Regions from separate parts of the Homo sapiens genome. Here all the other regions are linked to region 2. A link is an interaction called in ENCODE POLR2A ChIA-PET data of the cell type or tissue named here. Cell type or tissue: PC-3. All regions are shown on one strand. Region 1 has its middle 80 kb from the start of MACF1. Region 2 holds the start of PPIE (peptidylprolyl isomerase E). Region 3 has its middle 2.9 kb from the start of NT5C1A. Region 4 overlaps MYCL-AS1 (MYCL antisense RNA 1).

What was found. Peaks named below come from ENCODE experiments on the same cell type or tissue, not always from the same donor. Only the 100,000 strongest peaks of a DNase experiment are listed, where the experiment ranks them.
Region 1: POLR2A ChIA-PET joins it to region 2 with 16 read pairs; 2 of 35 experiments call an interaction of 5 or more read pairs at or near these places.
Region 3: POLR2A ChIA-PET joins it to region 2 with 10 read pairs; 14 of 35 experiments call an interaction of 5 or more read pairs at or near these places.
Region 4: POLR2A ChIA-PET joins it to region 2 with 14 read pairs; 3 of 35 experiments call an interaction of 5 or more read pairs at or near these places.

The regions. Positions count from the first base shown.
Region 1 is chr1:39,123,520-39,126,019 of GRCh38, reverse strand. It overlaps a transcript of MACF1 not described here. Among named protein-coding and RNA genes, the nearest start is that of MACF1, 80 kb to the left of the region's middle. In PC-3, no CTCF peak of the experiment used is centred here; no DNase peak of the experiment used is centred here.
Region 2 is chr1:39,737,565-39,740,064 of GRCh38, reverse strand. It overlaps PPIE (peptidylprolyl isomerase E), which reads right to left and starts at 1,183. Exons shown (of 10, transcript NM_006112.4): 1 at 1,134-1,183. The coding sequence starts at 1,164. RefSeq lists an enhancer at 926-1,135. In PC-3, no CTCF peak of the experiment used is centred here; a DNase peak (open chromatin) is centred at 1,224; H3K4me3 peaks cover 1,539 bases.
Region 3 is chr1:39,673,717-39,676,216 of GRCh38, reverse strand. No RefSeq gene overlaps it. Among named protein-coding and RNA genes, the nearest start is that of NT5C1A, 2.9 kb to the right of the region's middle. In PC-3, no CTCF peak of the experiment used is centred here; no DNase peak of the experiment used is centred here.
Region 4 is chr1:39,891,888-39,894,387 of GRCh38, reverse strand. The region is part of intron 1 of MYCL-AS1 (MYCL antisense RNA 1); the gene reads right to left. Among named protein-coding and RNA genes, the nearest start is that of MYCL, 8.8 kb to the left of the region's middle. In PC-3, no CTCF peak of the experiment used is centred here; a DNase peak (open chromatin) is centred at 997; H3K4me3 peaks cover 515 bases.

The DNA.
Region 1 (2,500 bases), 610 kb after region 2:
TTTGCTGTCGTTTGCTTTGTTTTGTTTGAGACAGAGTCTTGCGCTGTCGCCCAGGATGGAGTGCAGTGGCGCAATCTCAGCTCACTGGAACCTCCGCCTCCCGGGTTAAAGCGATTCTCCTGCCTCAGCCTTCCAAGTAGCTGGGATTACAGGCGCATGCCACCACGCCCAGCTAATTTTTGTATTTTTAGTAGAGATGGGGTTTCACTAATGTTGGCCAGGCCGGTCTTCAACTCCTGACCTCAGGCGATCCGCCCACCTAGGCCTCCCAAAGTGCTGGGATTACTGGCCTAAATTATATATTGTAAAAAGAAATTTTAATCTAAAATCAAAAAGATGGATTATTTAAAAACAGACAGGACCTGGCTATATGCACACTTCCTTCCCTACTAATTCTCATTTCCCAAAGGTGAGAATACCATTACAGAAAAGGACATAAGGACCAAGCGAGGGTCTAAATCCTTTTGAATCTGGTATATCTGCTTCCCTAAGCATCTCCCGAATGAATGGAAGGAAGAAAAGACAACTCACGGATATTGAGTATCCACTGCATGTTTCACATATGCTAGGTGCTAATACGTATTATCTTATTCAAACCTCACAATATCCCTGCAAGGTAAGAACTATTCTCCCCACTACTAACGAGGAAATCAATGTTTAGAAAGGTTAAGTAAGTTGCCCAAGGTCATATAGCCAGGAAGTGGCTGAGTCAAGATTCAAACCCCTTGTTCTTAATGACACCAACCTGCTTGAACAAGTACTTTTGAACCAATTCCCTAGATAAAATTTTCTTCCAATCTTTGCTTGAAATCACTATATGTTGAATGAATCACTGAACAGACTTTACAAATCTCATCTAATCCCTCCGTTTTTGTGTTTTACTCTTTTTTCATTTTTTGTCTTTTTTTGTTTAATTGCTTTTGAGTTTGATAATCCCTCCATTTTTATAATAAGGAAATAGGCCCAAAGACGACAAGTGACTTGACCAAGGTCACAAATAAATTAGTGGCAGAATCAAGTATCCAATCAAAGTTTCCTGATTTCCATCACACCACATAAGTTTGAGAGCAATAGCAATACATGAAAATAGAGCACAGATGCTGGAATAAGAGTGTCTCAGCTCAAATCCTGATTCTGCCACTGACTGGCTATGTGATCTCAGGCAAGTCACTTAACCTGTTTGTTCTGTTTCTTCATCCGAAAATGGAGATAATATTTATTTCACATGGTTGCTCTAAGGACTGAATGAAATAATATATGCATAAAGTACATAAAAATTATGCCTGGCACATTAATAAGTACAAGATGTGTTAATGCTGCTGCTATAACTACCATTAAATAATGCTAGGCAAAACACCAAAGAGTGTACACACACAATACAGCTTTATAAAACTGCAGACAAACGTACTCATTGAGAGATAAAGAGAAAAAGAGGAAGAGGAGAAAGCCTCTTTATTCCTGTAAATTTGCCTAATTTAATTATTAGTAATAACACTTATTGAGTATGCTAGGCTGTGCTAGACTCAGTGCTTAATATGATACAGACATTACTAAATTTCATTAAATCTAAGATAGTGTCAGTTGCAAAATGCACCATGTCATTTACTCTCCCCCACAACCCTATGAAATAGAGAGTTCCCCTATTACACATATGAGAAACTGTCACAGAGAGTTCAAATAATTTATCTAAAGTCACACAGGTAGTAAGTGGCCAAACCAGGTTTCAATCCCAGGTCTGTCCAACTCCAAAGCCCCTTGCACTAACCACCTAATCACAAACTTGGTGCTTCTCAAACTTTAACGGGCACAGAATCGAATTAAAAAACCACCTGGGGGCCTGGCATGGTGGCTCATGCCTGTAATCCTAGCACTTTGGGAGGCCAAGGTGGGCGGATCACTTGAGCTCAGGAGCTTGAGACCAGCCTGGGCAACATGGCAAAGCCCCATCTCTACAAAAAAAAAAAAAAAAATACAAGAATTGGTCGGGTGCAGTAGCTCACGCCTGTAATCCCGCACTTTGAGAGGCCAAGGCAGGCGGATCATGAGGTCAGGAGTTTGAGACCAGCCAGTTTGAGACCAGCCTGGCCAACACAGTGAAACCCCATCTCCACTAAAAATACAAAAAAAATTAGCCAGGCATGGTAGCATGCGCCTATAATCCCCAGCTACTCAGGAGGCTGAGGCAGGAGAATTGCTTGAACCCAGGAGGCAGAGGTTGCAGTGAGCCAAGATCATGCCACTGCACTTCAGCCTGGGTGACAGAACAAGACTCTGCCTCGGACAAAAAAAAAAAAAAAAAAAACAAAACAAGAATTAGCCGGGCATGGTGGCACGAGCCTGTAGTCCCAGCTATTTGGGAGGCTGAGGTGGGAGGATCACCTGAGCCCGGGGAGATTGAGGCTGCAGTGAGCTGTCATCACACCACTGCACTCCAGGCTGGGTGACAGAGTAAGACTCTGCCTCAAGAAAAAAAAAATCACCTGGGAATCTTGATAAAATT
Region 2 (2,500 bases):
ATTCAGTTCTTTGGGTAAACAAACATCCCCCTCTCATCTCTGCCCACCCATACTTATGAAAAATATTCCTCTCTTCGCCCTTCTTTCAGACTCTCATCTAGTCCTGGGATTACTGCAATAGCTTCACAACTGACCTCCCTGCCTCCATTCCATCAACTCCACAAAGCCAACTAGAATGATCTTAGGAAAATGCAAATTTGAACCCGTAACTTTTCGCTTACACTCCTTCAAAGGCTTCCCACTGTCCTCAGGATAAAGTGCAAACTCCTTAGCAGTACCCACCTCTCCAGCTTTTTTGCTTTGCTTCCTAATTTCCTGGGTCTCCCGAATAATGACCCACTTGCCCCCAAGTGTCAGGCTATTTCACACCTTTGCGACTCCCTTGCAGTGAACGGCCTTGCCTCTGCTTCGGTTACGTAGCTAACTCCTGCTCATCAGCTCTGGCATCGCCGCATCCAGAATTTGCCCTCGCTTCTCCAGATGGATGGGTCATTTGTCCCGCAGCCAGGCCCATATTATCATGATCCATCCTCACTACAGCGCTTATCAAAAGTGTGCTACTGAGGTAATTCCACTTTTTTTCTGGCTAGTCTGGGAACTCCTTCCTTTATGGCAGGGGCTGGGGCTGAGCCGTCGCTGCACTGAATGTTTGTAAAACAAATGAACGAGAGGATCCGAAGGGCCATAATACTCCTTTACCGCTCCTCGGGGCCCGCTGGAGCTCAGCGGGCTAGGAAGTCAGAATAATCATTCCGTCTCGGGTTCACGCACCTGAGGTGTGTGGCAAGGCTGTTCACTGCAAGGGAGTCGCAAAAGCAGAGGCCCAAAGGTGTGAAATAACCTGAACCTTGGGGGCAAGTGGGTCATTTTTCGGGAGACCCAGCGAATCGGGAAGCAAAGCAAAGAAGCTGGAGAAGTGCGTACTGCTAAGAAGTCTGCACTTTTTCCTGAGGACAGTGGGAAACCTTGGAAGGAGTTTAAGCACAGCCAGAGCTATCGCCAGCACTACCGCCAGAGACCCGGCCTTGACAGCAGCTCGCCGTCCTCCTGGTTCAGAGATGCGTCCCACCCCACGCCCCGACCCTTGGGGGTCGCGTTCACTCAGACTCCGCCTAGCAACCCCTCCTGCTCACCCACGTACAAGACGCGCTTGGTGGTGGCCATCTTGCTCGCGCGCTTTTCCGCCGGAAGCCAGCACTCGACCCGTCCTCTTCCCCACTGTCCCGCCCCGCCCCCAACGCTTAGCTCTTAGACCCCGCCCACCCTCGCGTTGGTCCAACCGGCATCCCGCTACCCGGATGCACTGGGCGCCTTGTGAGGTGCGCAGTGGTAAACCAAGGGACGTGGTCCTCGCGCTTCCCAGTGCGCACCGTGTTGGGGGAGGGAAACCTTGGCCGAATCAACCCGATTATTATGGGCAAACGATAAACTCTGGTGCTTGGCCATCCTGCGCGTCTGTTTTTGGACAACCTGGGAGCTAAGAATGAATTTTACCTTTTGAAATAGTTGGAAAAAATAAAAAAACTATATTTTCTTGGCCGGGCGTGGTGGCTCATGCCTGTAGCCCCAGCACTTTGGGAGGCTGAGGCGGGCGGATCACCTGAGGTCAGGAGTTCGAGAGCAGCCTGGCCAACATGGTGAAACCCCGTCTCTACTAAAAATGCAAAAATTAGCCAGGCGTGGTAGCGGGCGCCTGTAATCGCAGCTACTCAGGAGGCTGAGGCTGGAGAATCGCTTGAACCCAGGTAGCGGAGGTTGCAGTGAGCAGAGATCGCGCCGTTGCACTCCAGCCAGGGTGACGAGAGCGACACACCATCTCACAAAATATATATGTATATTTTCTTAGCACATGAAAATTATGTGAAATTAAAATTTCAGTGTCCGTAAAGAAAGCTTTATGGGGACACAGCCACGCTCATTCCTTTAAGTATGACTGTGGCTGCTTTCCTACTACAAGGGCAGAAGAGCTATAGCCTGCAAAGCCTACAATAATATTTACAATCTGGCTCTTCAGAAAGAACGTTTGTCTACTCGTGTTAGGTTTTGAAAAGAAGGCAAGGGTTAAAGAAAGACACACACACACACACACACACACACAGAAAGAGGGCGGCTCGACAGCAAACGCAGGCTTTATGTCCAGCATAATAACCTACAGAAGTGGGGAACCAGCCTAATGCCAGTGCCCACCACTGCTTACAGACTGGGCAATTTATAGGTATGGGCGGTAGGGGTCTGGGCAGTATGGGTTGCTGCCTAGCAGGATATTGATATAAAGATGTTCTCATGATGAGGCGGTTTGGCCCTTGTTCCAGTGGGATGTCATCATGGTGTCCCTTGGACCTTTGCCCAGGAAGATATGAGAGGGATGTTTCTTTAGTTGGGCCTTTGTCTGCCTTGTGGTCGGGTGGTTAGGCAGGATGTTTCTCACAGCCCAAACCCCTGTGAAATGTTTCACTTTGACCAAGGTCTGCAGAATAGCAGGGAGCTTACAAAATGGTGC
Region 3 (2,500 bases), 64 kb after region 2:
GCCTCGGTCTCCCAAAGTTCTGGGATTACAGGCATGAGCCACCGTGCCCGGCCATGTCATTTTTTTTTTTTTTTTTTTAAAGACAAGGAAACAAAGGCCCAGAAAATGGTAAAGCTGGGACTTGATCTCAGGTCTCCTAACATCAAGGCCACTGCTTGTTGTGCCTTCTCAGCCACGGGAGTGAATCCAAGTCAGAATGTGAAAAGAGATTAAAAAAAAAACCGGCTGGGCACGGTGGGTCACACCTGTAATCCCAGCACTTTGGGAGGCCGAGGCGGGTGGATCATGAGGTCAGGAGATCGAGACCATCCTGGCTAATACGGTGAAACCCCGTCTCTACTAAAAATACAAAAAAATTAGCCAGGCATGGTGGCGGGCGCCTGTAGTCCCAGCTACTCAGGAGGCTGAGGCAGGAGAATGGCGTGAACCCGGGAGGCGGAGCTTGCAGTGAGCCGAGATCGTGCCACTGCACTCCAGCCTGGGCAACAGTGCAAGACTCTGTCTCAAAACAAAAACAAAAACAAAAACAAAAAACCCATGAGCTCTGAGCTTCAGAGGAGGAAGCGTCTTACCTGACTGGGGAGAGGTGAGGAATAGGTAAAGAGCAAAGGGCAGCCATGGCTTCATGGAGGAGGTGGCATCTGCCCCAGGTCTTACTAAACATTAGCCAACAGGGCCAGGCATGCTGGAGCAGGGCTCTCCAAGGGAACAGCCAGGTGTGGGGCTCCTGGAGTCATGCCCTACAGGGTCTGTTCCCAGCTTATTCATCTGAAGAAGTGCTGGACCTGGAGGCAAAGTCCTGGCTGGAGTCCAGAAACCCTGAGCCAGGGAAGCCCTGCACCCAGCCAGCTATTAGCAAGTGACAGGCAAGCCAGAGAGCATGGCCAGAAGCCTGGAAGGGTGGAAAGAACAGTTAAGGATCAAGTTCTCTAATCCTTCCAAAGAAGGATCTGGGGAAAGTTCTTTTTTTTTTTTAAGACAGAGTCTCGCTCTGTCACCCAGGCTGGCACGCAGTGGCACGATGATCTCGGCTCACTGCAACCTCTGCCTCCCGGGTTCAGGCAATTCTCCTGCCTCAGCCTCCTGAGTAGCTGGGATTACAGGCGCACCCCACCACACCCAGTTTTAATTTTTGTATTTTTAGTAGAGATGGAGTTTCACCATGTTGGTCAGGCTGGTCTTGAACTCCTGACCTTGTGATCCACCCACCTCGGCCTCCCAAAGTGCTAGGATTACAGGCATGAGCCACCGCACCCGGCCCGGGGAAAGTTCTTAAAGGGACTGAACCAGGAGTCTGGGCAGGATTCCTTGATGGCAAGGAACAGTGCCTACTCATGGCAGGGTGAGTAAAGGGGAATGGATTAGTTGGGACTTTTGGTTGCAAGTGAACGAAATCCAACTCACACAAGCTTAAGCAAAAAGGGAGGCTTATTGGCTCATGTAATTGGGAAGTTCAGGCATGGCTGGGTCCAGAAACTCAGTTGCATCCTCTCTCCCTCCCTCCTTCTGCTTCTCTCTCTGTGGCACCATTGTCCTTCCAGATGTGCTTCTTCCATGTTCTTTCACCTGCCAAATGGGTTCCCAGCTCACATTGCCCCAAATTAACAACCTCAGAGAAAAAGAGCCAAATCTCCCAGAAGCCCTAAATAAGAGTGAAGAGTGTCTCAGCTGGGGTCACATGCTCATCCTTGTGTCCAGGGACACAGGGCTCCGCCATTGGTCAGGTCTCAGTTACAGGTCTCTGTACCAGGTCTGGTACTTCTTGACCAGAAAACCAGGGAGGCAGGGCTTTTTATTAGAAAGAGAGGCCGGGAAAAGTGGCCACTCAAGCAAAACCACAATCCACCAAATTTCCTTTTGGGGGCATTTGTTGAAACAATGTGGAGAATCTCATGAAAGTGTAGAGATGGGCACCAGAGCCAGGCCTTAGCTAGAACTTGGGAAACTGTCAGGAGCAGAGGCGGCTCCATCTCAGGGCAGCATGGTTTCTCTCATGTGCTGCTCTCTGCACATCCTTTCCCATCTTGATCTGCTGCTCATCTCATTCTGCTCAGAGAGTCTCCACCTGCGCCGAGCTTTACTTTGCATATAACTGCAGTCTGCTGAGGCTCACCCAGGTCTCTTCGGAGCCAACTGTATTTCACAGCATCCTCAGCTTCTATTCCAATGGTTGACTGCCCAGCCCATTTCCCAATTCCAAATTCCTGAGAAAGACAAATCTGCTTGGCCCAGGTCATCTTTTCAAGCCAATCACACAGATTAAAGGCCGCTGGACAGCATGGGGGTGGCTCACTTTTGTGTGAAGTGCCCACCTCCATCCAAGTAACCACTCTATGTATTCTTCCTGAGTTACTTCATCATTCTTCTCCATGAGGCACCTGAGAATAATTGACCTCATTCCTAGAGTTTCAATTATTTATTGCAGTGTAACAAGCTACCCCAAAACTTGGTGCCTGAAACAACAATTTATTATTTTTGATGATTCTGTGAGTTGGCTGGG
Region 4 (2,500 bases), 150 kb before region 2:
TCACAAGCTTGTAATTCAGTTGTGATTTGAAACCAGCTCTGCCTATCTCCAGAGCAAGAGGTCTTAGTCACTATATTATGATGATCAGCTTGTTTGTTAGCACGGGGTATGTGGAGAAGGTAAACGTGGAATTCCGTCATTTAACTGCTTGTTGTAACTCTCTTTGGGGCTATTGTGCCTGCCACTTATTGGGATGAAATGGAGCAAATGTCCCATGACCAGCAACTCTGAGGCATATGTGTGCTGGGTGGCATAGTCTTGCTGCAAAGGGGCCCCATCTGGGACTGAAAAGCAATCAGTTGCTGTTCAGGATGGCCATGAGCATCATGGTGAAAGAAGCCTCCACTAACTCCTCCTTACAGATGGGACTTGGGTTGGTATTGCCCACCCGAATTCCTATGGAGCCTCAGTACGGTCAAAAAGCTCCTCTTAATTCCTCACATTTACAAAATGACCCTCTTGTGACCCTCCAACCTGGTAAGTAAGCAATATCTGCCTGATGGTACTGGAGCCCAGAGAGTTTTCTTGCTCAAAGTCATAGCAAAATCAGGATTCCAAGCCCAGTCTCCTATCAGGTAAGCTTTTTCCACTTGTCCCCCACTGCACATAGGTAACACACTTAGAACCTAAGAAACTGTTTGGTAAAACTGACATGGATTATTGGAACTCTTTTCTTAAAACTCCCAGTGTATTTTTCTTCCTTTTTTGAGGCCATTAGTCAAGGGTCTGGTTTGTAGGACGTATCTCCCTTTACTGGACCTTGAAAGAATTCAATAAAAATTTTTGAAAGCACTTAGTACAATAGTATGGACCCATGGGTACAGGCATGAATGTTAGTAGTTTTGCATATCTTAATTCTTACAATAACTTGGAGAGCAGGATGCTGTCAGCCCCATTTCACAGAAAAGCCAACTGAAGCTCAGAGACATTTAAGTTGTTTGCCTAAGCCCACACACCTAGTACCAGCTGCCTGACTCCAAGCTTCAGCTCTTTTGAGTCAACTCTGCTGAGAAAGGAGTGGGAATAAAGCCATCTCCTGGGGGAAGGGAGGGTGTTTCTGGAATGCGAAGTATTTTAAGCTCCTTCCTAGCTCTTTTCTACAGACTCCTACCTCTATCTTTGTCTGAAAATAGTCAGGAGTTTATTCCTGGATTTCAGAGGACAATTTCTACAAATTAGGTTTGCCTCTGAATAATGCACCTAAGGGATCACACTCCCAACTCAGGACATAGACAATACGGGGTGACCCAGAAGCCACACTTGGTGTAGCAAAGAGAGAAGGACATCATCTCTGTTAGACAATAAAAGGCTAAAGTGTATGTTTAACTTCTGCCTCTGTTGGCAGTTATTTTGGGGAACTGAGACAGGTTGAACTATCTTAGACGTGCTGAATTTGTCTACAGTGCTCCCGAGGTCAGGATATTCCAGAATATTAACTTTAAAAGGGGAAAAAGAGGATGGGGATGGCTTTGCTGATCTGTGATAAGTGATAGGAGGGAGTGTGAGAGAGGTTTCTTTTTAAGGATAAGATAACCAGCTGGGAGATGATTGATGACCGGGTGACTGGGAAGGAGGAAAGAGGAGGTGTCTAAATGTGTCAGCTAGAGTTCTGTTGGTTGGTGTGTGGGCATTTCTACTGTAAGCCCAGTGGGCGGCTCTTGTTAATGTCTGTTTATTTACACTCCTGGCCAAAGGGAGCAACTGTATTAATGTTACCATTCTCTTGGCAAGCAAATGTAAATATTTAAAAAAGAAAGTCTCTAATCAGGTGTGTTATTAAATGATTAGGCTCAGTGCCAAGGGTCCAGTAGGTGCCCAGTAAATAATGGATTTCTTTTAAACTTGTGGGAAGCAGTATGGTTAAGTGGTCACCCACACCCAACAGTCTCAGTTCCAAATCTTGGCCCTGCATTTTCTAGCATTTTCTTGACCTTGGGCAAATTATTAACCTTTCCTAACCCTAGTTTTCTTATCTATAAAATAGGTAGAAATAATAGCATGCACTTCTTTGGGTCGTCAGGGCAATAGTAAGTGCTCAGTAAATGATTAGTATTATTTAAACCATGTTAACAAGCCACAACCAGAATATAGATTAGTCATATCTGAAAGATGATAGAAGGAATTGGTAAAATAATAAATCTTCCCAGAGTGCACATATTGATGCTTCAAGAGGTGGTAAATTATTAGGAAAGAAATAGCCAGGTTTGGGGAGCTTGAAATAGGCAGCGGAGGAGGGAGGGCAAAGACTGGAGCCTCAGACTGGTTCACAGCATTCACAGCCCATGGCCAGCAGAGGTTGTGCATCAGCAAAGCCATTGCACATACAAACCCTCTACTTTTCCTTACTGGGCACTGTGGTGCCTTTAAACTGAGCCACAGTCAACTGACTCCATTTAGTCATTAATGCCTATATTATTAAGACAGTGACTCTCAAACTTGAGTGTGTCTTAAGAATCTACCCACCCGGCCAGGCGCGGTGGCTCATGCCTACAATCCCAGC